Regions from separate parts of the Mus musculus genome. Here regions 1, 3, 4, 5 and 6 are each linked to region 2. A link is a loop called in an ENCODE intact Hi-C map of the cell type or tissue named here. Cell type or tissue: left cerebral cortex. All regions are shown on one strand. Region 1 overlaps Pcp4 (Purkinje cell protein 4). Region 2 holds the start of Pcp4 (Purkinje cell protein 4). Region 3 has its middle 66 kb from the start of Pcp4. Region 4 overlaps Dscam (DS cell adhesion molecule). Region 5 overlaps Dscam (DS cell adhesion molecule). Region 6 has its middle 3.7 kb from the start of Igsf5.

The links. A loop is a pair of places that touch in the nucleus more often than their neighbours do. Peaks named below come from ENCODE experiments on the same cell type or tissue, not always from the same donor. Only the 100,000 strongest peaks of a DNase experiment are listed, where the experiment ranks them.
Region 1: it touches region 2 in a loop (2.6-fold over the local background); 4 of 42 quality-filtered maps call a loop at or near these places.
Region 3: a loop joins it to region 2, with 3 times the contacts of the local background. A loop is called at or near these places in 5 of 42 quality-filtered maps.
Region 4: it touches region 2 in a loop (6-fold over the local background); 28 of 42 quality-filtered maps call a loop at or near these places.
Region 5: a loop joins it to region 2, with 4 times the contacts of the local background. A loop is called at or near these places in 32 of 42 quality-filtered maps.
Region 6: it touches region 2 in a loop (8-fold over the local background); 9 of 42 quality-filtered maps call a loop at or near these places.

What each region holds. Positions count from the first base shown.
Region 1 is chr16:96,523,201-96,527,200 of GRCm38, reverse strand. Pcp4 (Purkinje cell protein 4) reads right to left here. Exons shown (of 3, transcript NM_008791.3): 3 at 1,408-1,811. The coding sequence ends at 1,684. Among named protein-coding and RNA genes, the nearest start is that of Pcp4, 58 kb to the right of the region's middle. In left cerebral cortex, a CTCF peak has its summit at 1,521; a DNase peak (open chromatin) is centred at 506.
Region 2 is chr16:96,466,056-96,470,055 of GRCm38, reverse strand. It overlaps Pcp4 (Purkinje cell protein 4), which reads right to left and starts at 2,450. Exons shown (of 3, transcript NM_008791.3): 1 at 2,266-2,450. The coding sequence starts at 2,274. In left cerebral cortex, CTCF peaks have their summits at 202 (motif pointing right) and 2,469; DNase peaks (open chromatin) are centred at 208, 1,190, 1,937 and 2,435; H3K4me3 peaks cover 2,368 bases; H3K27ac peaks cover 1,764 bases.
Region 3 is chr16:96,532,096-96,536,095 of GRCm38, reverse strand. No RefSeq gene overlaps it. Among named protein-coding and RNA genes, the nearest start is that of Pcp4, 66 kb to the right of the region's middle. In left cerebral cortex, no CTCF peak of the experiment used is centred here; DNase peaks (open chromatin) are centred at 660, 1,880 and 2,095; H3K27ac peaks cover 2,026 bases.
Region 4 is chr16:96,609,421-96,613,420 of GRCm38, reverse strand. Dscam (DS cell adhesion molecule) reads left to right here. Exons shown (of 33, transcript NM_031174.4): 31 at 2,932-3,129. Among named protein-coding and RNA genes, the nearest start is that of Gm32509, 110 kb to the left of the region's middle. In left cerebral cortex, a CTCF peak has its summit at 2,410 (motif pointing right); a DNase peak (open chromatin) is centred at 2,415.
Region 5 is chr16:96,667,564-96,671,563 of GRCm38, reverse strand. The region is part of intron 20 of Dscam (DS cell adhesion molecule); the gene reads left to right. Among named protein-coding and RNA genes, the nearest start is that of Gm32509, 49 kb to the left of the region's middle. In left cerebral cortex, no CTCF peak of the experiment used is centred here; a DNase peak (open chromatin) is centred at 1,672.
Region 6 is chr16:96,356,100-96,360,099 of GRCm38, reverse strand. No RefSeq gene overlaps it. Among named protein-coding and RNA genes, the nearest start is that of Igsf5, 3.7 kb to the left of the region's middle. In left cerebral cortex, CTCF peaks have their summits at 1,030 (motif pointing right) and 1,952 (motif pointing left); a DNase peak (open chromatin) is centred at 1,997; H3K4me3 peaks cover 191 bases.

The sequences.
Region 1 (4,000 bases), 57 kb before region 2:
GGACACACTTCCTTTAGATCAATAAATGGGTGTGTGGGGGGGAGTGGTGGAGCTGGGACACAGGTCAGATAGAGAGATCACTACCTGTGCATACATTTGGGTCCTAATTTACTTTACATTAGCAGCCCGAGGGAGCCCTGAGCATGACACCTTAAGCCATCTGATTTTTGTGACGTTCATACCCCTCTCTGTCTCAGCAGCTCTTTCTGGGGTGTCTTATCAACCTACTGTCTTCTCAATGGGGACTCTCCCATCAGGAGCCTGACTTAGCCCTCACCAGTTGTTACTGCAGAAGTGATCCTATTTAGGGGGTCACTAGCTAAAGTCATCATGAGAATTCAGGCATACCCCACTGCCACCCCCTCCCCACCCCAGTAGCTACAGGGAAGAGCTAGCAGCAGGGGCATCTTACACATTTTTAGCAAGCACATTTTTAGATGATTTTTTTTTGGTGGCAAGACACTCCCCATGGGTTCCAGTATTTCTTTGTGAGAGAATAGTGTCCTCTCTACCTCCAACTCTTTCCCCCACAAACCTCATTTCCACCGCCTCATCCACCCACAGTCCAGCATGCAGGTCTACACACTCAGACACTCTGCCTCTCTTCTCACGAGTGCATGTGACCCACCCAGAGCCCCAGCTAAGGAACACATAGCCAAGTCCACCGCATACATGGTGGCTTCTCGGTTCTGGGAGAAGGGTCCCTTCTGTTTCAGGTTCTTCCATGGCAAGGCTCAAATAAGCAGCCATGAAGACATACGGTTGATGCTCCTGGCACTTGACCAAGGTCAGCTCAGTCACACCCTTCCAACCTGTATTTGACTCCTGATTCTGTGTAGTCAGGCCTCCCACAAAATGGACATCTTTGCGTCCCATGGGAGCTCTCCGTGACATGTGAGACCGTGTGTCTGCAAGGTTTGCACTGGAGAAAAGCCAGGCAGCTTCTCCAAACTGCAATGAACAAGCTAAGCACCACGGTGCTGAGCCCAGAGGATCCTGGAGCCTGGGCCTGTGGATGGAGCTACACAGGTGCAAAGATGGCCTTTGTGGAGTAGGGCAACCCTTCAGAGATCTGAAGTGTACTTGCTGAGTACACCTGGGAGACATCCCAACCCCAGATGCACTGCCCTCCTAGACCTTGTGTTCTTCTGGATAAGCTGGGACAAGCAAGGGTACAGACGACATTTCCATGCTGAGAAAATACAGCCACCACCTATTGGCAGCTCACACTCTGTAAATGAGATAGGAACTCCATGGTTGAGGATGAATAGCCCCACCCTAACAAAAGCACTCTGTTCTAAAGTTTGAACAATGTAACATTGTTACAATGTAACTCCTGGCTTGCAGTCGTCTTTAACCGCATGAGCCTGGTTCCATTCAACCGGGGAAATGAAGACGGACACTAGATTCACTCATCTTACCTCCTTTTTATTACAACATCAAGGAAAATAGTTGCAGAGGAATTGTAATGGAGATAAACAGATTAAGCTACTCACAATTTTACTGTGGATACCTGCCTATAGGGGGCATAAATACTATGGGTTTCTCTTCATGCATTTCAGGTTTGTAGCAGGGTGTGTATTGAGTGAGGATGACTTCTCTCTAGGGTATTGTTCTTTTCATTTCTTGATGGATGGTGGTTGAACTTGGTGTCTTCAGGTGGACCAGGAAGCAGCTTCACCACTAGGACTGTGATCCTGCCTTTTTCTTCTGGAATTTTCTGAACTGAGACTGAATGGCCACAGCTGCACGCTCTGTCTCTGGTGCATCCATGTCGATATCAAATTCTTCTTGGACTTTCTTCTGCCCATCTGTAGTAAAAAACAAACAAACAAAAACAGAAATATAAGATGACCACCTAAAAACAGAAGAGTGAGGCCAGTCTAGATGCACGAGGCTAAGACGGCCCACCTCGGACTGTGCTCAGGTGTTCGTTCAACCACCCCAAAGCAAAATCATTTGTAAAGCAAAATCCAAGGGAAAATGGTGGAAAGTTCCAGACACTGAGAATTCCATAGCTCTAGAGAACATTCTACAATTCTCTAGCTATCTGAACGTTACCATGAGCAGGATGGATGACACAGTCTTGACACATTCCCATAATGCTAGCTGATGGTCACTGTGCTCAGAGCAGACAGAAAGTTACTTTGGATACCTGCATTGTGTTGTTAATGAGAGCTGCTCATCCTTTTCCAGGCTTTCATGGTGGTTATTTTTATAACCAAACCACACTATTTGACCATCACCAGAAGACCACACTTCCACAAGTGATACATTGTAATATTGAAAAGCAAGAGGGGTGGTGTGTCTACTTAGGCAGAGAGGCCAGCCAGCTCACACTAACGTGGTTGCTGAAGATCGGTTACAAGCCAGCACCAAGCGAAGATTTAAAGTAATCATGCCTTTGTGCTAGGCGCTTCTGAGCAGTGGCCTAAAAATAAGTAAGCAAAGTCCTCCAGTCAGAGAAGAGACATCTTTTTACATCCTCCAACCCAGTAAACACTGATCACTGGAGTCAAAAGAAGAAACATTTATCTCTTTTGAATGCAGACACAGATGCCCCAGTCCAAACTCAGGGTGACTTCTTGGGTAGTCAAATGGAAGGTGCCCATAAGGGAAAACCTGCTCATTTGTTAAGCCCAGGAAGAGGCTAGGTTGCTACCCTGCACTAGCATGTGGAACAGAAAGGCCAACTAGAAAAAACAGAGAGTGGGAAGGGGAGGAGGTGATAGAAATAATAGATGATAAGTATAGATAATAGATAAATAATAGATGTATAAAAGACAGATAAGATAGACTATTGATAGAAAGATGACAACTAGATAGATTAGAGAGATGATAGATGACTGATAGAAAATAGACAGTAGGTAGATATATGATAGACTATAGATAGGATGAGAGTAGACAGTAGGAAGATGATAGATAAATATTAGTCATAAACAGATGGCGATATAGATAGATGATAGATGATAAATAAATAGATGATAGATAGATAGATAGATAGATAGATAGATAGATAGATAGATAGATAGATGATAGATGATACATACATACATACATACATACATACATACATACATAATATAGTAGTAGACAATATGTAGGTGACAGATGATAGTAGGTAGATGGATGATCATGATAAGTATAGATAGATGACACATAGATTATAGATTGATAGATTGATGATGAGGAAGATAGTAGAAAGATAGATGATACACAGATAAATGAAAGATAAACAGACAATGGATACATAGATAGATAGATAGATAGATAGATAGATAGATAGATAGATAGATAGATGATAGAAAGAAAGAAAGAAAGAAAGAAAGAAAGAAAGAAAGAAAGAAAGAAAGAAAGAAAGAAAGACAGTAGACAGACAGATGTAGACAGGCAGATGGTAGGTGGTAAATGGATGATAGATGGCAGACATGCAGGAGAACCCCTACATAGTTCAGAAGCCTCCAGCACTGCATTTTCCCTGCAGATCCTTAAGCAGGCTCCTCTCAGTTTTCTTAGAGACTAAGCCGGTTCTGGCTGGAGCATGCCACACACTTCTCCACTCCTCCATCTGGAAGTGAGTGCTCTGCCTCTGGCCTTGTGAGCCTTCCTAGGGGTTGTGACCGAAATTACTTTTCTCTCTAACTCACTTCCATGGCTGCAGGGCCTGAGACAGAGTGTGAGGAATGCTGAAGGGCATCCTCCATGATCTGCAGGGCCCACAGCATGGTCAAATGCTTACAGCCACATTCCTCCAGGTCAAGTGGCCCTTGGCATATTGATCTACACAGCAATGAATGCTGCAGAGCCACAGGAAAGGATAGAAATTGCCTGTGACCCAAGTAGATGCTGAGAAATGCGAAATTAATGTTGTCCCACCCACTGGCCTGGAGCTAAAAGGCAAGAGTCCTGCAGACATACAGTGACTCTAGCTCCATGCTAATATCAACACTGTGCATGGCTCTATAGCTCTGTGAGTTGTCCTTTGCCACCAGGGCTTTGT
Region 2 (4,000 bases):
CCAATCCTGCCTGGGAGTTATTAACACTGGAAGCCATTTGTAGTTCATTCAACTAAAGAAACACTTCAGGACTTGGTGCCCTCCCCAGCTCCTTGGCTGTTTGTCCCTCTTATTAAATGTTGAAAGCAGATTTAAGTTTTAATCAAAGGAGAAATTTCTTTTCTCCAAAGAATACCAGCGGTCTAGGGACTTGGAAATGAGCCAGCAGGGGGAGCTCAGGGGCAGCGGTGGGAATGAAAAAGACAAACCTGGTGCAAGGGGAAGTTGGGGTGTAGGACTGCGGACACAGACCCAGGGTCTGCGCCTTAAGGACTTTTACCCACAGGATTTAAGGAATTCACACTCTGATTGTGATACTAAGTCATGGACAGCTGGAACATTGTAGGGAGTTTGAGGCTGCCCTAGTTACAGGGTCAACAGAAAGGAGGTTGTGACCCTAACTGTGGGTTGAACTCTGGGACAAGGCTCTTCCCTGGAGACCCACACAGTCATCTGCTCAGCTGGGTGACCAAGGAGGCACTGGAGGACTTCTCTATACATGAGCCTCAGCATAGAATGAGGGATAGGGCACTGTCGCATGTCGCTGACTGGACACAGGAGAGGGTCCCTGTTGTGAGGTCAGTCTGCAGAGCCTGCCGTTTCTAGGCTCCTTCTTGATGAGAATCTGTTGAGTTCTGAATGGGAAAAGCTGTCCACACAGCCATCCCTTCTTCCTGCAAGCAAGGTGAGGTGTCCATAAACCTTGCGCTTCTGAAAGATTAACGAACCCAGAGGGAAGCCCCTCCCCCAACATGTAAAGGAAAAGAGACCTTGTCCTCAATGCCCTTGGTCTTCAGAGCCCTGCTTGCTTTCCCTGGATTCTCTACCTCCTTCTGCCCCACCCTTTCCAGCTGTTCCAGAGCCCCACACTCATTTATTTGGACAGAGCCAGGCACCAGGTACCAACTACTTCAGTGTGACAAGGCTAGCCCCAGATCTAGCTGGCGGTCTTGAATCGGTTGGTCCACTTCCCTGTGCCTCAGTTTCCTCCTCTGTCACCGACTGCCCAGGATATGGAGAGGCTCACAGAAGGGGACACATGTGGGAGTGCTTGGCACTGCTCTCAGCATTTACACCATGAGGCAACCAATGGCTGTCACTGTGGCTTCTGTTCCCAGGGTTGCCAGGAGACTCCCATCTCCCAGCCCAGATCCACCCTCCTCCTCCCCCAAGCTCTTGGCTCTCTCCCAAGTCCTGTGCCTGGGTGCTGCACCACCTTGCCCTTCTGCCTGTTGTTTGGATCCAAAGCTGTCCATAGAGGAGAGAGGAGCTGCGAGGAGACATTTGATTTCTGAAGTTGTTAATTCTACTCTAGACTTCCAAAAAAAGATCACCCATCTGTCAAACATTTTTTTTAAATAAAATACAAAGAAGATAACAGATCTTTCACAGTAATTAAGTATCAAGTGAGAGGAAATGAAAACAGACTTGGCTGGGCATCTAGTTGAAGAGGATAGCACTGTGTAACCCCAAATCTTGTGGGAGAGATTACAGTTGCTTTTTAAAAGAAAAATATGCAAGCCACCAGCTTGTATATTCTATATACATTTAATCAGAAAAGGGTCTTGGGTTTAAAATGAGCTCTTTTGCCAACACTCCCTGATGCCTCAGAGGTAGCAGTTTCTCTCTCTCTCTCTCTCTCTCTCTCTCTCTCTCTCTCTCTCTCACACACACACACACACACACACACACACACACTCAAGCTTGGACTCCGAATGTTTTCCAGGGCTCTGATTAACTGATTAACTGCAAGCCCTGTCACAGACAATGATTCTGCAAGAGCTGCACTTAGGCACAAATCCTAACCCCCTTCCCCACCTCTTTTCTGAGACCGGATTTCCCAGGTGGCTAGCACTGTCTGCTAACATTCAGATTGTATCCCAAGGAAACACGTGAGGACGCACTCCCTGGAGAAAGCACAAATATTCATGAAAGAATCAAATAACTGGCTTTCTCTTCAGAGGTACAAAATCCTAAGTCATAGATCAGAAACAATATACCTACATCCCTTTCTCTTTCTAAGGCTAATTTCAAAAGTTGCAAACTTAGCAAATTTCTACACTGCATTCAAACAAAGCTATCAAGACAGCCTATGCTCAAAGCAAATAATAACAGGATCCATCTACCCCTCAGCCCCACTGGGCACCTTTTGGGTTTCTGAGAATCCCACAGGGGCAGAGCCTTCTCACTCTGCGGTTTCCCTGTGAGAGTGGAAGGATTGCTCACCTCACTCATGTTGGCCTGACTCCGCAGCTAGGTCCCACAGAACAGCTCAGAAGGCAATGCTCAGGGGTGGCTGCTTCCCTGGTCCTGGCTTTTCTCTTAAAAAGAGCTGCTGGGTGGCATCATGCCTCCCGCCAACCAATGAGAGGCATTCACCTGTCTGAACGCCTGCAGACATCCGAGAGCGCAAAGAGCCACCTAGTGGAGCACAGTGGAACTGCGTGGCAGGTCTCTGCTCCGTTTCCATCCAGGAACCAAGGAATTTGCTGCACACCAAAGCATCCACCCTAAAAGGATTCTATACCCTGCTGCAGAGATACTTGGTCATCCATGATCATGGCTGATCAGGTCACAATAGCAAGGAAAGAGACTCGTTCTAGATGCCCATCAGCAGTCAAAAGGATAATCAAGCTGCAGTATAGAAGATTTTAAGCCATTAAAAAACGGGGGAAGGGGGGAAATCATGACATTTGCAGCAAGATGGAAGAAAATGGGAAATATTACAGCAAGTGAGGTACGCCAGACTCAGAAGGACAAATTTCCCTGCTCATATGGAGATCCTGACTTCAACTTTTTACTGATGTGTTTATTTGAATGAGGGTGGGTTCAAGGGGTGGGGGTGGGGAGGGTAAACTACGACTTGTGATATGAGATTGAACAGGGAATACTGGGGATAGAAAGAAATAAATGGGGAGGAGGGGCAAGAAATGGTGGAGAAGAAGGGGTGGGGACAGCCAACTGAAACTCAAGACGTTTGAAATGCCACAAGGAAACCTGTTGCTTTGGAAGGTTTTATTTATTTTTATTTTTTTAATTTAAAGGAGAGAGAAACATAACAGTCACAGGCACACTGATGGTCACAGGACTGCCCCTGCCGATGGACTGGGAGGTGCAGGACTCACACCCTCTGGGACTGTATCTTACATGTCTATAATTGACAGACTCTGTTTCTCATTGAAGAGCAATGGGAAACTTTGTATGGAGTGGTTCTTATCCCTCTGGGCTCCCAGCTGTTCCCGGCCCCCTTTGGGGGCACCAGCTTCAGACTTTAGAGTTGACCACCCTCTGTTTAGAGTCCCCCCCCCAATCTGTCTGTCTGCTTGGACCCTAGAGTGGAAGGACATGTCTGTAGTGACCTTTGGAGTCCAGCAGTCTTGAATCCCACTTGGCAGTGACATGAGAGAAAACATCTGTTTTCACTTAGGGTTGTGACAGCCCCACCTAGGGACAGGACCCCATAAAAGGTCTCCTCACTTTGGCCCTGATGAGCCATTGGGGAAAGCAGCTCCTTTTTATACCTCTCAGTCCAGACCTTGTGAGCCTGGAAGTGTGGTGTCTGCCAGATAAGCAGCATTAGAGTGTATGCCCCAGCTGATCATGGTGAATATCAACATGACTAGCAAGACCATGTTGAGGGCCCCCCAAACCTTCCTTGGTGCCCCCAATACCTGTCCCAGTGCCTCCTGTACCCAGAAAGACCTGCACGACACCCCCGTCTACTGATTCCCTCTTCTCGGCTCAGCTGCATTCTCCTTCCCGAGTTGCCAGCTTTCTGTTCCAAGTTCTAACATCATGGCATCCTCTGTGTGTCTCCAAATGGAAAGGGCATGGCCAGAAACTGTAGTACACACATGTAGGGGTGTGCACATGTCGGGGTGTGAGAGAACAGGGAGAGGAAGACAAGAGCTTCACCCACAGCTCCTATGGGTCCCTAACCTAAGCCAGAACCACTGTCATG
Region 3 (4,000 bases), 66 kb before region 2:
GAAACACTGGAAGTTCACTCCTGCCAACCAGGAAGAAGAGAGTCAATGTTCCTGGGAGATTTCCAAGGAACCAAGGGAAAAGGGTGATGGTTTAAGTCCCTTCAGCCAAGCAATGAGAGACACAGGAATACATTTACATTATAGATTTTGCCCTCTTCCCTGAGGGTCATTTCTCCCTCTCTAGTAATCCCTAGATGTCGCCAGTTGTGCCCAGCCCAGCCCTGGAGAGCTCTCCATTTCTCAAGAGCATATTCATGTTTTCACAAATATGAGCCTCACGGTGACACATGGTGTGATTCCTTCCTGCTCTCTTCTACCTTCCTCAAAGATTCACATCTTCAGCTTCTCATTGGAATGTACCTTCTGGGAAAGTAGAGCCCAGTGTCTCCACATCCCAAGGACTTGGATCTGAGAAGGCAAATTGGCCACACCACCCTGCCTCACCCTCCTTGGCCCTTGTGGGGCTGCCTGCCCTTCAAAGTAGGGAAACAACTTTCAGTTGACTGAAAACTAAGTGTCCATTCCGGTCTTAAGAGATTGCTTTCTTCTGAGTTGTGAAAAACATGATGTAAACACAGCATATGCTCTGAAGGCTCTAGAATTCTTGGAACCTCCGAGTGTTGGCTCAAAATGCCCACACATCTCCCTCGCCATATGTCTTGGGTTAGTGTCGCCCAGAAGGAAACCTTGAGGCAAGGTTTTGCATGCAAGTGATTTGCTTGAAAGGCTGAGGGAGCATCTGGGGTGGGTGAAGTGTGGACATGAGTCAGGGAAGGAAGGAAGGAAGGTTGAAGAAGACTGGATCTTTGAGCAGACAACTTTGTGCAATGAAGGACTGCTCCCGCCAAGGATCTCTGGAGTCTCAGAGATGCTAATGATCAAGAGAGCTGGGTATTCATCTTCCGAGTCAAATCAGGCAGCAACCAGGAACTGAGCTACCAGTAATGCTAGTAACTTCCGGTTGCCCTGTGTGCAGGACATGGGGAGCATTGATACAATTGGATGCTCATGTTCTGGAGAGATATGGGCAGCTGTGAGCACATCTGCAGGAAACGTCACAGTACCAGTGAGAATCTGAAGAACTCATACCACAGATGTGCACCTATAAACCTTGTGACAGAGACTGCACTTTGTTCCTCTAGCTTCATCCTTTTGGGTGCCCCTCACCTTGTCCTCCCGAACCTGGAACTAAACAGAATGGCAATCCATCTAAACACGGGGGAAAGCTAGAACCCTAAGGATGGCTGAAGAAGGCTGTTCTGCCTCTGACCCACAACACGTCTGTAAAAGGCATCCCTTGAGGCTATTGAAGTAAAGGGTCCTTCTTGATAATGCCACTGTTACTCTGGGTCCAGGTTAATGTGCTGAGCTTAAATCTTAGCCATCTACCTTTCAACACACTCATAGAAGCTGTGCCCTGGAATACTAATGGGACAAGCCACCTTCTGATCTTCCCTCTGTTTCTGTTCCCAGGGAGTTTAAGCAATGTTCTTGGAACACCCTAGGAGCATGCCTAGAGTTTCCATCTCTGATGGAAAGCCGTAGATGGGTCTCATCAGCCTGGCAGAGTGAGTCCCTAGCAGAAGAAGTATTGACCCTACTGGACATCCTAGTAGGGCTTAGACTCAGCCATGGGCAAGCCATGTGTCTGACTGGCATCTTTATAAAATGCAGGGTTTAGTGAGGCCCTTGGAGGTCATTTCAGGTCTATAAACATGAATCATAGAAGGAGCTCAGTGAGGAGGATGGGGTGACAGAGGGAAGGGGAGCTGGAGTCAGTGTTGATTCTTCAGAAGGGAGCTTCCCACTGCCTCTCCTCATCTTGACAATCACAGAAGCTGAGCCCAGCAACCCCATGAAGAGCTCCACAGAGCTCCTTCACTGCCGCATACTTACAACGGTTATGAGTCAGTACTCCCCAACCCCGAGTCTTCTGCACCACTGTACTACCACCCCATGACCTCGGGAGCATGGAGAGGGCTGCACCCCTCCTCTAGGAGCTGGACTGTCCTGGGGAGGCAGGTGCTGCAGGAACAGCAGCAGCAGCAATGTAGGCGGAAACACACCCTACATCCACTCCTCCCCGAAGCTCTCAGCTCTGCAGTGGCAGAGATAACCACACCACAGCCCTGCTTATCAGCTTGGCTCAGCACCCTGATTGTGCAGGGGCTGCTGACTTGGTGGCGGGCAAGCCACACAAAATAGGCTGAGCTCCATCAAGCCGGAGAAAATTAGTGTTGACAGCCAGGGCTGGCTACAGGCCATCTCTGGAGCTCTCCTGCCACGATCTGGTCAAGCAGCTGCAGATGCCTCTGGCTTGTTGTAGCCATCGGCATCTCCTGAAGGGCTCCCAGCAGACTGTGGGGTGGTAATGCGGCTACGACTCCCCTCCTCAGAGATGAGGGCTGGTAAGACAGGGTCTGAGGTCACATGACTGGGGCCAGTTTTAATGCCAAGCAGATAAGTAATGACTACCCCCCATCCTAACCATTTGTTCGTCTGAGTAACTCATGTTCCCCCCTTTCAGGAGACCCCTCACTAGCTGAGCTGAAACATGATTAACACTAGTGTTAAAAGTGATCATTGCATCAAGACACAAAGGATAGGACACAACGCCACTGTTCGTATCCTGTTGTAAGGAAGTGACATACACCCAGTAGCTTCAAATAACACAAACTCACAGCTACTATTCTAGGGGGATAACTCTTAGTCTATAAGGCAGACTCAAGTTTAAGCAGGGATGGTTTCTCCCGGAGGCACTGAGATGATCCATCTTCTTGCCTCTCCCAGATTCTAGACACCAGCTGCAGTCCTCGGCTCATGTCTTCTTCCACAACCTCAAAGCTCATCCTGTTAACATCACTATTATCATCCGAGCTCCTTTCCCAACATGCATCCTCCTGGTTCCTCATAGAAAGACCCTATGATGCTGTGGAGTCTTTTCACCTCAAAATCCTGATTTTAGTCATATCCCGAAAGCACCCCCAACACAGACAGGAACATATTCACCAATCTTGGGGATTAAGGTGGCTCTAATTCTATTCTACCAATGAGATTTGGAGGCTGTAAATTCCAAACAGTGTGAATCACAGAAGGATGCATCAAGTTACACTCTGTCAGTCATAGAAGGATACATCAAGGGTACACCCACCAGACACAGAAGAATTCAAAGAGTCTTCTATATGGACAGGAACCATCCACAGGAAGCCACGTCCATGCTCAATGCCTCAAGTAGAGTTAAGAACGGAGTTCAAAGTCTTGAGGCTGAGAAATCTAACTTATGAAGGAGTCAGCCTCTTCCTTCAAGCTGTGTGACCTTGTATGCTCTTTATCATCTCTGAGCCTCCATTTCCTCGCCAATAAAATGGGGACACTGTATATTCCATGAGACAATCAACACATGTCAAGTGTGTATCAACTTACTACAACCTGACTTACAGAAATTACTCCGCACAGATGGCCCATTTAGTCTCTGCCTCTGGTGGTCAGATGTTCATTTCACATGAAGAGAGAGAGAGAGAGAGAGAGAGAGAGAGAGAGAGAGAGACTGAGGCCAGAGGAGGCTGACAACAATAGTTGCTGAAGCCTGGTTCCACTGTTCTCATATTCTAGGTGTCCACAGTAAGGCTGATGAATAGAGGGAAGGGGCAACCTTGTTCTCAGAAGAAGAATACGTGCAGAAGGCAGTGTGCAGGACCTCAGGATTGGAGCACAGAGATCCCTGCCAAGGCAGCCACAGCTTCCAGACATGCTTAGTCTCTAGGGAGAAAACATAGGGAAGCATAGACATGTGCCCGAGTTCTGCCATCTATCCCTAATATCTATGTTTATCCATTGCAAATAGGATGTCAAGAAAATGCATACTATGGGGACTTTGCACAACCTTCTTCAGACAGAAGACAGAAGGATACTGGCTGCTGTGACCTCGGATAAGCCAATGTTTTCCTTGGCTGGTTCCTAGAGGAAAGCACAGGCTGTTTCCCTATCATTTTGCCTCTCC
Region 4 (4,000 bases), 140 kb before region 2:
CTCATCTCTGAGACCTGAGGACGGATAGCAGATGATTAAAGGAAGACTAATCCAGTGAGCATACAACACATGACATGCTTTGTAACCAACCTGTTACCCACACAATCCTCTCTGATCCTGAATTTGGGATAATTAAAATAATTTGATTCAATGGGCAGAAAACTTAATGCAGAATTAGACCCAGAGTTGAAAGGTCAGGAGTTATTTATACCCCTGTCCTCTAACTCATTGGCTGCTTGGCAAGCATGCTGCTTAATCACTAAGTTGTATTTATATTAGAGGCTTGGGAGGTTGGCAAAGAATCTTCCATGCAGGGGCAGAAAAATCCCTAGATAAGCAAAGTTACCATCGAGCAAAATCCAAGTATTTATATCGCTGTTGGAAGCGACCACATCAAGTTCAATTCAGATACAAAATAAGGGTTGCTAAAACCTGGTTATTTTTTTTTTTTTTTAAAGTGTGTCAGATATCCTTGCCTTCCCACATCCTGACACGATTCTAACCCTGGGACACCTGCGTAGCACAGAGCAGAACTGTGGCCTGCGGCTCAGAAAACTGGTACCATGACCTATATTTTCAACATTTATCAGGCCACTGCTAGCTCTGTCCTCATCCAGGGGGACTTGGGATAATGAATAGAATTAACTTGAAAAGAGTTGCAGCTCTGAATAGAAATTTTCCAAATAGGGAGGTCTCGGTGGGGAAGGAAGACCTGAACTCCACACTGAGAAACGAGCTTTCTAAGGCACGGAACCCGGGTGAGAAACTTGGAGACTTGAGAAGAGAGTTAGGGACTTTGAGTCTGCCCTAGCCCGGGCATCTATTCCGAGAGAGCACCCAAAATCCTCAACAAGTGTGGCTGCAATTTGAAACCCAAGGAATAAAAAATGAGATTCCTCAAAACTTACATAAGGGGCTGGGTAATTTTCTAGAAAAGACTCATTAGCATTTAAATAACAAGCTGTACTATTTAAGCTCCACTTATCAAGTCAATAGTGCCTGGAAGACATTTAGACTCCTACCCATGACACTGTTTTTCTCTCTGTGGAGGACCTCTCTGGAATGTTCCTCTTCCCTGGGAAAACTCGCAATTATCATTCACACCTTGTTGTGCACAGGGCTCCAACACTTTGGCATAGCTCGTTTGCATTCACATCAAAGACAGAAACTATCTTCTAATAAGGCCGCCTTCTATGGAATTTTTGCAAGAGATGAAATGTGCCCTTAAAAAAAAAAATCAATGTAGCCAAAAGCATGCAGCAGCACTGGGTCTTTTGATGACCCAGAGAATCTTAAAAATATTGATTTGGCCATCTTCTTTATGTTCCTCTCCTAAATCCTAGAATGATAGATTAGTTCAAAGACCAATAACTAGAAATCTGCAAAGGGGAAAATCTTCCACTTGCAAAGAAAGGCTTTTCCCTGATGCCCCGTGTCAGCATTTCATGTTCCAGTGGCAATTATGGACAAGCCACGGTCCTGTGCACACCCAACTACAGACCCAGACAGCCAGGATCAGGCCACATCTGGTCAAGTAAGACACAGTGCCTGAGCAGACGGGCAGAAGAGCTGTGTCATGCCTAAACTGCCATTGTTCATCCGTGAAGCGACTCCAGGCTAAGTACCAATCCCAACAATTACTGTGAGCCAGCCGTATAGACAGCTCTAAAGACAGACCCTTGCATCTACTCTGAAGAGACATCCGAGTTCACAGAAGTATGCAATTGGGCATAAGCAGCCATATCCAAAGTTGGGTCTCAGTTTGTTCCTTTGAAATAGCTGCACCAGTGCTGATCACAAAGTGGCCAGACTATGCCATTCTAAAAAGCAGAAAATTCAGAAGTAGAAAAGTCCCTTCCAGGACCCTGAACTACTTTCATTTGGAGTCCCAGAAAAATCACTCTAAGGAACAGAACACCTCCCCTGGTCCATGGAATTTCAGGAAAGGTAATACTCTGGCCTGCTCCAGGGCCCAACACACGTTGCTACTAATATGTCCCTTTTCTTAGTTCACCAGTGTTGAGCTAAGACCACACTACCCTATTCACCTGTTGACCTGAGTTCCAGACTTAAAGAAGATACAAGGCTCTGGCAGTAGCCCACATACACGTAGACCTTGACATTTTTCATAGACAGTTGACACATGCTATCCAGATATCATTTAGCTATTTGTTGTTCATATTAAATAGTCCATCCAAGTCTTCATCAAAGTTCCCATGATACTCATCAAGAGACATACTGTCACATGCTGAGAGGATGTTGGGACAGAAAAAAAAATGTGTTATTTTTGTCTCCAGGGGCTTCAGCTTAAATAACTGGATGGAAAGTACTGACTGAACTTAGAAGTAAACTTGAAACAAGGCTTCAACAGCCTTTGGCCATCCTGTACTCAGACACAATTCTTGGTTCTCCCTGCAGGGGGCAACCTCCTCCTGTATCTCTCTCTTCATAAGTCCAACAGTCTTATAGCATAGGGACCCACCCTATCCCCCCTGTGACCTCCTCATGACTGATTATGTATGCAATGACTGTTTTTTTTTCCAAATGAGATCATGTTCTATGATCCTGGAGTCAAGATGAGGGATATAACATGAGGTGGAGTGGGGAGCAGCGAGTAGATCAGTCTGCACCAGGGTAAATGAACCTCAGAAAGGAAATCTTGTTCAAACACATTTGGTCAAGTTTCCTTGTCTTATGGGAGGTATTGATATTTAAAAAGTTTGAATGGATGTTTTGGCCATTGTTAATGGCCACAAACAATGTTCTGATCTGAAGCTTCCAAACACAAACGGGGTATTCTTATGCTTATGGGATTTTTTAAAAATACTTAACTATCTGGCAAACTTAGTAAGTAGGTCATGAGGGAGATGACAGCTGCTTGCTCTGCTTGACCCCTGAAGACAGATACACAATACCCCTTATTTGTTGCAGATCCCACCACCAGGAGGAATGCAAAGGCTGGACCCACAGCGAGAAACCGGTACGCCAGCCAGTGGACGCTCAACAGACCCCATCCTACCATCTCTGCACACACCCTCACCACAGACTGGAGACTGCCTACACCCAGGGCTACAGGATCCGTGGACAAGGAGAGCGACAGCTACAGCGTCAGCCCATCACAAGACACAGGTGGGCAGTGCATGCTCCCTTCTTGGTCATAGCAGGGCTTCCCAGGCTCCGTGAGGAGGGAAGCCTGTGAAACCTCCTGCCTAACTTCTCTCATGAAGGTCACTTTCAAATGACAACCGTTTCTCTGAGAGTTCCCAGGCCAAGTGTTCGGCCTTCCCTGTGTGCAAGGCCTTACTGAGTTCTGCAGGATTGAGCAGAAATGCATCTCTCTCTTTTGCAGGTGTCTTGAATCTCCCACCCATTCTGCTCTCTCTCCCTGTAGTTCCTACCCAACAGAGAGAAAGAAGCACTCATACATCTCACCCACACAATGGCAGTAATTGCCGATTGTGCTCTGAGGGCGTCTGACCCACTCCCACCTCCAGGACTAAGAGCCTGAACTTCACATCCTTCCACAACAAGGTCACAGCACCCCTATAAGGAACACAGGCTGATCCTTCTGGCAATTAATCAGGTTGATTATAAGATAAACAAGCCACCAGGCTGCTGGTGTCAACCACTGAGGCTTCACTTCTGCGCATGACCTCCTCTAAGCTCTGAAAAGCTATATCTGAATCTAGTAGCTACAGAAAAATTTAATGCTCATTTTTTTTTCCTCTTCACAACACACTTCAAAAACAGGGCTCCAAAGGTGGCATGTCACTGTGGGGATTTATTTTTAATGTCCGTTATTTCTCTTAGAAGGTTCTCAGAGGTGACTTCAAAACTTTTCTGTAGATTTGAAACACAGAGACAACTTTGACTGAGGTGACATGGCCTTGTTGTAAGGCCTGTTTGCACTGGGTTTTGTCCTATTTTCTCGTTCCCATCAAGATTGGTAACAGCAAAGGATGAAACCTGGAGATCAGGGACTGTTCTGCCTTGTGAAAAA
Region 5 (4,000 bases), 200 kb before region 2:
AGGTGTTTGTTCTCCAGTACACATAACACCTATTTAACAATAGGCAGCTATATCACTTTATCACTTTATTCTCCCAGTTCAGATCTGCGAAAGACAACATCACTAAAGACCTTGGATGTAGCCAGACATGTCGCATTAGCTGTAAATTAACCAGATTTGTTCTTCGGCTGTTTAAAAGCAGATCTAATAAAACATTCATCCACCTCAAAAAGTCCAGGAAATGCACTGAGACACCAGCTTTCCAACCAGAGAGAATGACAACACAGCCCCCAAGTTCATGTAATCAGAACCTCAGGATACCAGCTAGACGACAACAACAACAAACAAACAAACAACAATAACAATAACTCAACACTATTATGAACAATAAAAACCCAGAGAATTGTGATAACTTTTAAAAGTCTTATATTAGGGGCTAGAGTAGTGGCTCCCTGGTTAAGAGCACTTGCTTCTCCTGCAGAGGTCTCAGGTTCGACTCTTAGCACCCGAGTAACAGCCCACAAACACCTGTGACTCAAATTTCAGAGGATCTGATGTCTTCTTCTGGCCTCCAAGGGCACCAAGTAGGCAGGAGGTACTATTTCCTGAAGCTAAGTCCACATTTTTATATATAACCCTGACAACTATTTAAAGAATTATTGTATTAATTATTATATTAATTCCCTGAGAATTGTGCATAATGTATTTTGATCATATTTGCTCCCCAACCTAACTCCTTCCAGATCTATTCACTTCCTCCCTGCCCACTCAACTTCCTGACCTCTTTTTAAAAAATCCATTGAGTCCAATTTGTGCTCAGATACTCCTGGGTGTGGGCCCAGCCCCTAGAGTGTGATCTACCTACCAGGGACCACGCCTTTAACAAAAAATGTCTCTCCTTTTCCCAGCAGCTATTACCTATTGTCACTAGCTCCTCAGATGCAGATGGGACTTTGTGCTAGGATGTTGTCTGGTTTAAGTTGCATGCTGTCCCAAATGCTGCAAATTCGTATGAACAAATGTCAGGTCACGTCAAGAAAACGTGGTTTCATTACAATTATCTACTACCCCTGCCTGTTAAAGTCTTTCTGCTTTCCTTTCCATAATGATCCAGCCTTGGGAAGACTGAGTGTAGCATAGATATCCCATTTATGGCTGGGCATTTTGCAGTATCTCATTCTCTACACAACATCCAGTTTGTGGGTCTCTGTGTTAATCAACATTTACTGCAAGGAGACATTCCTCTGAGGAAGGTTGAGAGATTTGCTAATCTACAAGTACCACAATAAGTTATTAGGAATCAGTATAATACTATGCTTATTTATCAGAACAAGAGCAGTAGGTAGGTACTTCCCTAGGGCATATGACATATCTAGCCACAGGATCTTGGCACCTCCAGCCGTGAGTTCCATCTTGTATAGCACTGGTTTTCTAAATACTAACATCCTGAGCAAGAGGCCACCTGTATGCCACTTCCAATATGGCAGACCCAGCTCAACCTCATTGCCCCACCATTCCTGTTTCCTGGGGTTGTTAATATTCTAACCACACTCTTATCTTCCAACTAGAATCCAGACTTAGGTTTGATTACTTCTCTACCGATCCTTATCAGATTGGCTGATTCCTCTGTTTAACAAATGCAGGAAGGAATAGAACACCACCCTACACCACGCACTGAGCCAGGCTCTGGACTCATGCCTCAGCAGAAGCTGAAATACGCTGCGTGCAGCCAGGCTGTGCATTAGCAGCCTGTGCCAGCAAATGGCTTTCCTCTCTCATGCTCAGGGACACTGTGAGTTGGTATCAACTTAGCTCTATGCTCCATTCACTCGAGAAAATACCCAGGCAGGACTTATAACAGAAGAAACAAATTACAGAAAAATTGATGAGGGGGATTAAATGGTTCTCCAGAAATCACTGGCCAGATATCACTTAGAGTCTTACCCACTGAGAAGGGCCTTATCTGATGTAACTTCAGAGCATGTTCACAGAACTCCCAAGGAAGGCAGAAGGTGCCAGGGCAGGGATCGGTTCTGTGATGTGTAGCCAAGGACAATCCAGCACCATTTACAGCACACTGCAGTGTGCAGGAGCACAGGTGAGGGCTGTCTCCTCAAACACACGCCAGAGCCAGATTCTTGGGAAATAAAAGACACTGTTTCCTGGAAAATCAGGAACAAGAACAGATGTGGATCTGGGGAAAACTTAAGTTGGTAAAGCAATTAGGGGGTCTGAGGTTTGATCCCCAATACTCACATAAAAAGCTGGGTGGTGGTATGTATCTGTAATCACAGAATTGGTGGTTACAGAGAGATAAAGACAGGAAGATCCCAGGGGCTGACCAGTCTAGTGTAAAGGCTGAGCATTAAGTCCTCAGAACAGGCTGTTTCACAGAAATAAAAGAGCTCCCAAGGACTACCACCAAAAGCTGACCTCTGGCCTGTACAAACAACATGTTCCATTCATACACATCCATGTGCATATACCCAGACTTTACACACATACACACACGCGCGTGCGCACACACACATACACACACACACACACACACACACACACACATACACACATACACACACACACACACACACATACACACACATACACGCATATGCACATACTCACACATACACACACACATATGCAGACATGCACACACAAAGGGATGCTAGGCAGAGAATGTAAATCTACTAAGCACCATGGCACCCTGGGAGTTCTCTCTCTGTGCAGAATCTTTGTAAATGGTGGCCCTGGCCCCTACCTTCAGTGACATACATTTTAATAAATAATATTTATACCAGTTACTTCTAATGAGTGCCTTGTGTGAGAGCTTACCCACCCTACTGCCACCCTCACTTAACTGAGTCTGAAATAGAGACAGCACAGCAGGCAAGCATTGTCTAGCTTCACCCTGAAGCCTCTGGTCTTTCCTGAGAAGTCAGCCTCACAAGCTTCAGTGTTCCTCTAGCAATGGTGTCCACTTGGGAAGGATTGGGAAATGTATATCCTTGTTAGCAAAGCTGTGTCACTGGGGATGGGGTTTGAGGCTTCAAAGGGCCAAGCTATTCTCAGTTTATACCCCCGGCCTCCTGCTTTCTCCTTTCTGATAAGGATATAAACTCTCAACTACTTCACCAGCTCCATGCCTACATGCCTGCTGCTGTGCTCCCTACCATGGTGATCATAGACTCTAACCCTCAGGAACATTGAACCCTAACTTACTCTTCGTTCTTTATGTTGCCTTGGCCATGAATAATGGCTCTACATGGGCATGACTCAGTTTCCACTCCTCAAGTAGAGGAGGCACTGCTAGTCTCTGAGATACCTACCTAAGAGATAACTGGCTGATGTACGCTTTATAGGTTATGGCTTTGACTCATCCAAGGGAGGCTAAACTGAACAGTATCTTTTCCTCACCAAGACAGAAAAGCATTCCGCAGACACTGGGTGCTTTCTGCGCCTGAGAGATGAAGTCTACATGCCCAAGCCTTTTCGTGCCTGGCATGGAATCACTCCTTCTTTGTTCTTCCACAGCAATCTTACCTGTGGGCCCCTTTGTTTTCAGATAGCCAATCTAGAAACTATGTTGACATCCCAAGTCAGGCGAAGAATAGATCTTTGTGCTTCATTTATACACCTGTAATTTACCAAGCTCGCAAGACCTTTGTTGAGCTTTCTTCTTGGTACAGACATTTGCCGGGGCCCCGGTACTCATGGGAATACACATAGTTCTAACCTTTGGCATCCTCCCACTGAACACGGGGCTGTAAGAAACCTGGAAATGTTTTAGAGAAGCAAAGACACATATAATTGCACCAGTCATAAGAAAACAATTCTAGTTTATAAAAACTCTTGGGGACTGTATTCTGGAAGCTTCCTTGTAAATTCCTCTGTGCTACCTATCCAATTCTAATGGATATGATTCTAAGTCTTCAGTACACTGTTTATGCTATAGTGTGTATGTGTTGTATGTGCACATGCATGTATGAGTATGCACGTGTGTGTGTGTGTACACGTACTT
Region 6 (4,000 bases), 110 kb after region 2:
TCCCAGAAGGTCTGGCTAGGCTTGGTTTTTATATTCAGCTATACAAAGGCACAGGGGGAAATCCATGAGAAGCTTGGGACTGGGAAAGGACCTCAGAGGTGTCTAAGTTCTTAGAAGGAACTCTTTCGTCCCTCAGCTCTGGGACACGAGTGTGCCTATGAAAGTGTGAGTAACAAGCATTCTTTTTGAGCTCTTTGATGATTCTGCTCCAACATCATGGCGGTTCCCTCATTAACTGAGGCATTAAATAAAACCTTCAGCACGTGTTTCACTACAGACTTTCAAGACAGCCGCCATTTTATCTTTATTTTTTCTCCTGAGGAATTTATTTATTTATTACATGTAAGTACACTGTAGCTATCCTCAGATACTCCAGAAGAGGGAGTCAGATCTCATTACGGATGGTTGTAAGCCACCATGTGGTTGCTGGGATTTAAACTTCGGACCTTCGGAAGAGCAGTCCGGTGCTCTTACCCACTGAGCCATCTCACCAGCCCCAAGGAATTTATTTATACGACCACTGGAGATGTTTTTGTTTTTAAAAATTATGAAATAATTGAGCCAATGTTCAACTCTATCCTGCCACCAGAAATACCAATTTTTTTAAAGTTTGCATTTTATTCTATATGTATGAGGGTTTGCCTAGATGTTTGTATGTTGTTATGGTTTGGTCCAGGAACAATGACAACTATTAGGAGGTATGGTCTTATTGGAGTAGGTGTGGTACTGTAGGCGTGGGCTTTAAGACCCTCATCCTAGCTGCCTGGAAACCAGTTTTCTCCTAGCAGCCTTCAGATGAAGATGTAGAACTCTCAGCTCCTCCTGCACCATACCTGCCTAGATGCTGCCCTGCTCCTGCCTTGAAGATTATGGACTGAACCTCTGAACCTGTAAGCCAGCCCCAATTAAATGTTGTCCTTATAAGAGTTGCCTTGGTCATGGTGTCAGCTCACAGCAGTAAAGATCTTAACTAGGACATACGTGTACTACATGCCTGCAGCACCCACAGAGACCGGAAGATGGTGGCAGATCCCTTGGACTGGAATTGTGGGTGGTTGTAAACTCTCTTGAGAATTCCAGAAACCAAATCGTGTTACTCTACAAGAGCAGCAAGTGTTCCTAACCACTGAGCTGTCTCTCCAGCCCCCAGAAATAGAAATTGTATAATGGGTTCAATGTCACACAAAGGAGAAACTGAGAATCCTCTATAAACTCACCATCCCACATAAATAAGCTTTATGAATTTTTAATGAGAAGCTTTAATTATTTTTCTTATTAAAGATGTGATTCACGCTTACTACAGGAAATAAGAAAATACAGGAAAGCAAAAGGAAGAAGTTATTTTTATGTTTTGTTTTATATTTATTGTGTGTATCTGTCTCATAGGTCAGAGACAATTTGCAGAGGTCACTTCTCGGCTTCTACCAAGTGGGTCCTGGGGCTCTAACTCAAGTCCTTGAGTTTAGCAGAAGCCTTTTACCCACTGAGACTCATCACTGGCCCCAAAAGGAGGAAATTTATGAAATAGAATATGGCTGAGACCACCACACTATGGCAAACACTATGGATAACCCAGCATATATCTGTTTTAAAATGTAAAAGTGTAGCAACTTAGTAACCAGTTTCTAACTCTTTAATATATTATAATCCAGGGGCTGGAGAGATGGCTCAGCAGTTAGCACTGGCTGCTCTTCTAGAGGACCCAGGGACCCAGGTTCAATTGCTGGCAGCTCACAAACATTTAGTCCAAAAGGTATCTGATGCCACTCTCCCCTTTACTTTTATTTTGAGATAAATTCCAAGTTTCCCAGACTCCCTTAAACTCATCCTGTAGTCCTGGCCAGGCCCTGGACTTGGATTCAGCCTGCCTCAGCCAGCTGAGTAACTGGAATTACACATCAGCACCCAGCCAGGCCCTAAGGAGTCATTCTTAATGATTAAGCATATTCTGCCCTCTGGAGGCAGCATGAGGAATACGTTCCACCTTCTGGCCTTCCCCTCCACGCCCCACCCCCGCTCCTCCACGTGCTGACCTCACAGAGTTCTAATACTCGCCACGCCCAGCTTGCTTACGGCTTTTATTAGTGTAAGCAACGAACACTGTAAGAAGTGAATCAGAGAGGAAGGTACATGGAGTGACTTCTTCAGGGTCAATTCTGGGGAAAATGCAGTTGGCGCTATAAGGTTAAACGAAAGCTCAGTGGTCGGCAGGAGTCAGGGAAAGAGCTGAATCGGTAACGTGTGTGTGTGTGTGTGTGTGTGTGTGTGTGTGTGTGTGTGTGTGTGTGTGTGTGTGTGTGTGTGTGCGCGCGCGCGTTCGTGTGTTAAAATAGGGGCTTCCTGCTCCATGTGAGGGTGTGATTTGAATGCATGTCACAATACAAGTGTTTGTCCAAACACAGAGTGTCTCACAGCCAGAATGAGCCCTACAGTAAAACCCAGGTGAGTCTTATTTCTTGCCGGTTCTTCTTGAGGCAGCAGAGAAGGAAGCGACTTTGTCTTACAGAATATTTAGGGTTGCTGTAAATAATAAAACGTTTACTTATCTAATTTACTATGCTACTGTAGCTGACCTGCCTTCTGTGTTCTTCTGAGGCCAGAAACTTCAGTCTCTGGCACTTAGCACCTCATCCTAAAACAGCAGAAGATTAAGTAAAGGATTAATTGCTAGAGCCTTTTCCCTATTGTCCAGATGCCTCTTGCTTGTCAGGCTAGGGGGAAGTTTGGAACCTTAAACTGCTATTGAACCAGAAGAAGAGGATGCCACTTGCAGAAGGAAAAACTTTTACATAAGCAAATATGTATAATCTCACATAAAATCACATACAGGTTCACCCATGTGCATTTATACATTTCTATTCAGATCAGATGGGCTCAGCTTGCATGCATTCACACAATTACACACACACACACACATCCATACTTACATATGCATATGGAGAAAAAGACCAAACACTGATGCAGAAAGAACTCATTCTGGATGAAAAATGAGCTCCAATCTTTATTACATTGCAAAAGAAAAAGCTTCTACCCTTTTATTACTAAGTGAATTTAACCCAAGTTTGTAAGAAGAAAGTTTTGTTCTTTTAATAAGACTAAGTCTGCCTTGTTATCAACAAAAGACCTTTTCTGTCCCATGGTAAGGAGGAGCCTGCCTGCTCCTTCTGCTCTCTGCAGCTTCTTCTTTTTTCCTCTTTCCCTCTGCATTCTGCACGTTGCTCTCTTAGTTTTTTATGTTACCTATAGTTTCTAAGCTATTCCACTCTGCATCCTCCTTCTAATCTTGCTCTCTCCTCCTGCTCTGGTGCCAAAATAATGCTCTAACTCTCAATCCCTTTTCTGTGAAAGCTATGCCTATACTTGAAAGTTCTTCTTAAGTTCAGCTCTGTCTAAAAAATTCTCCTCAGCTCAGTTCTAACTCTTCTCTTTTGTCTTCAGCACTTATACATCTTTCAGAATATATGATCACATGTTAAAAAGTTCCTCACAAGTTCGCACATCAAATCATAAACTGAAATAGAAGTTTACAACAGAGAATGTCTACATGCATATCCATTAGGAGTAATTATCTGGCTAAACATCCCACACCTGTCTCAGCTCCACAGGTTCACTGAGAGTTAAAAAACATAACTAAGTTATTAGTGAAGTTTCATGTTCATGTTCAATATTTTATCTTCTGTCCTAGCACCTATAATAAATCACTAGTTCCCTTTTTATGACCTTTGGTTAATAGTTTTACAACCTCTTGGAATGTGCTCTGAGTAGTAGAAAGTCTGGTTACTATCTAGAAGCAATTAACTAGTGACATATGGGAGACTGGTAGAGTTCTCATTTCTGTTTTGACTATCAGAAAAGGACCTAAATGGAGTCTTAGTATAAAGACCTTAATAAATACTGATATAATTTTAGGAATTCTTATAGGATCATCATTAAGAATTAAGAAGTCATCTATTTGTCTAAACAGCATCACTATAAGACAGTAATACATCTTTGTAGTTCT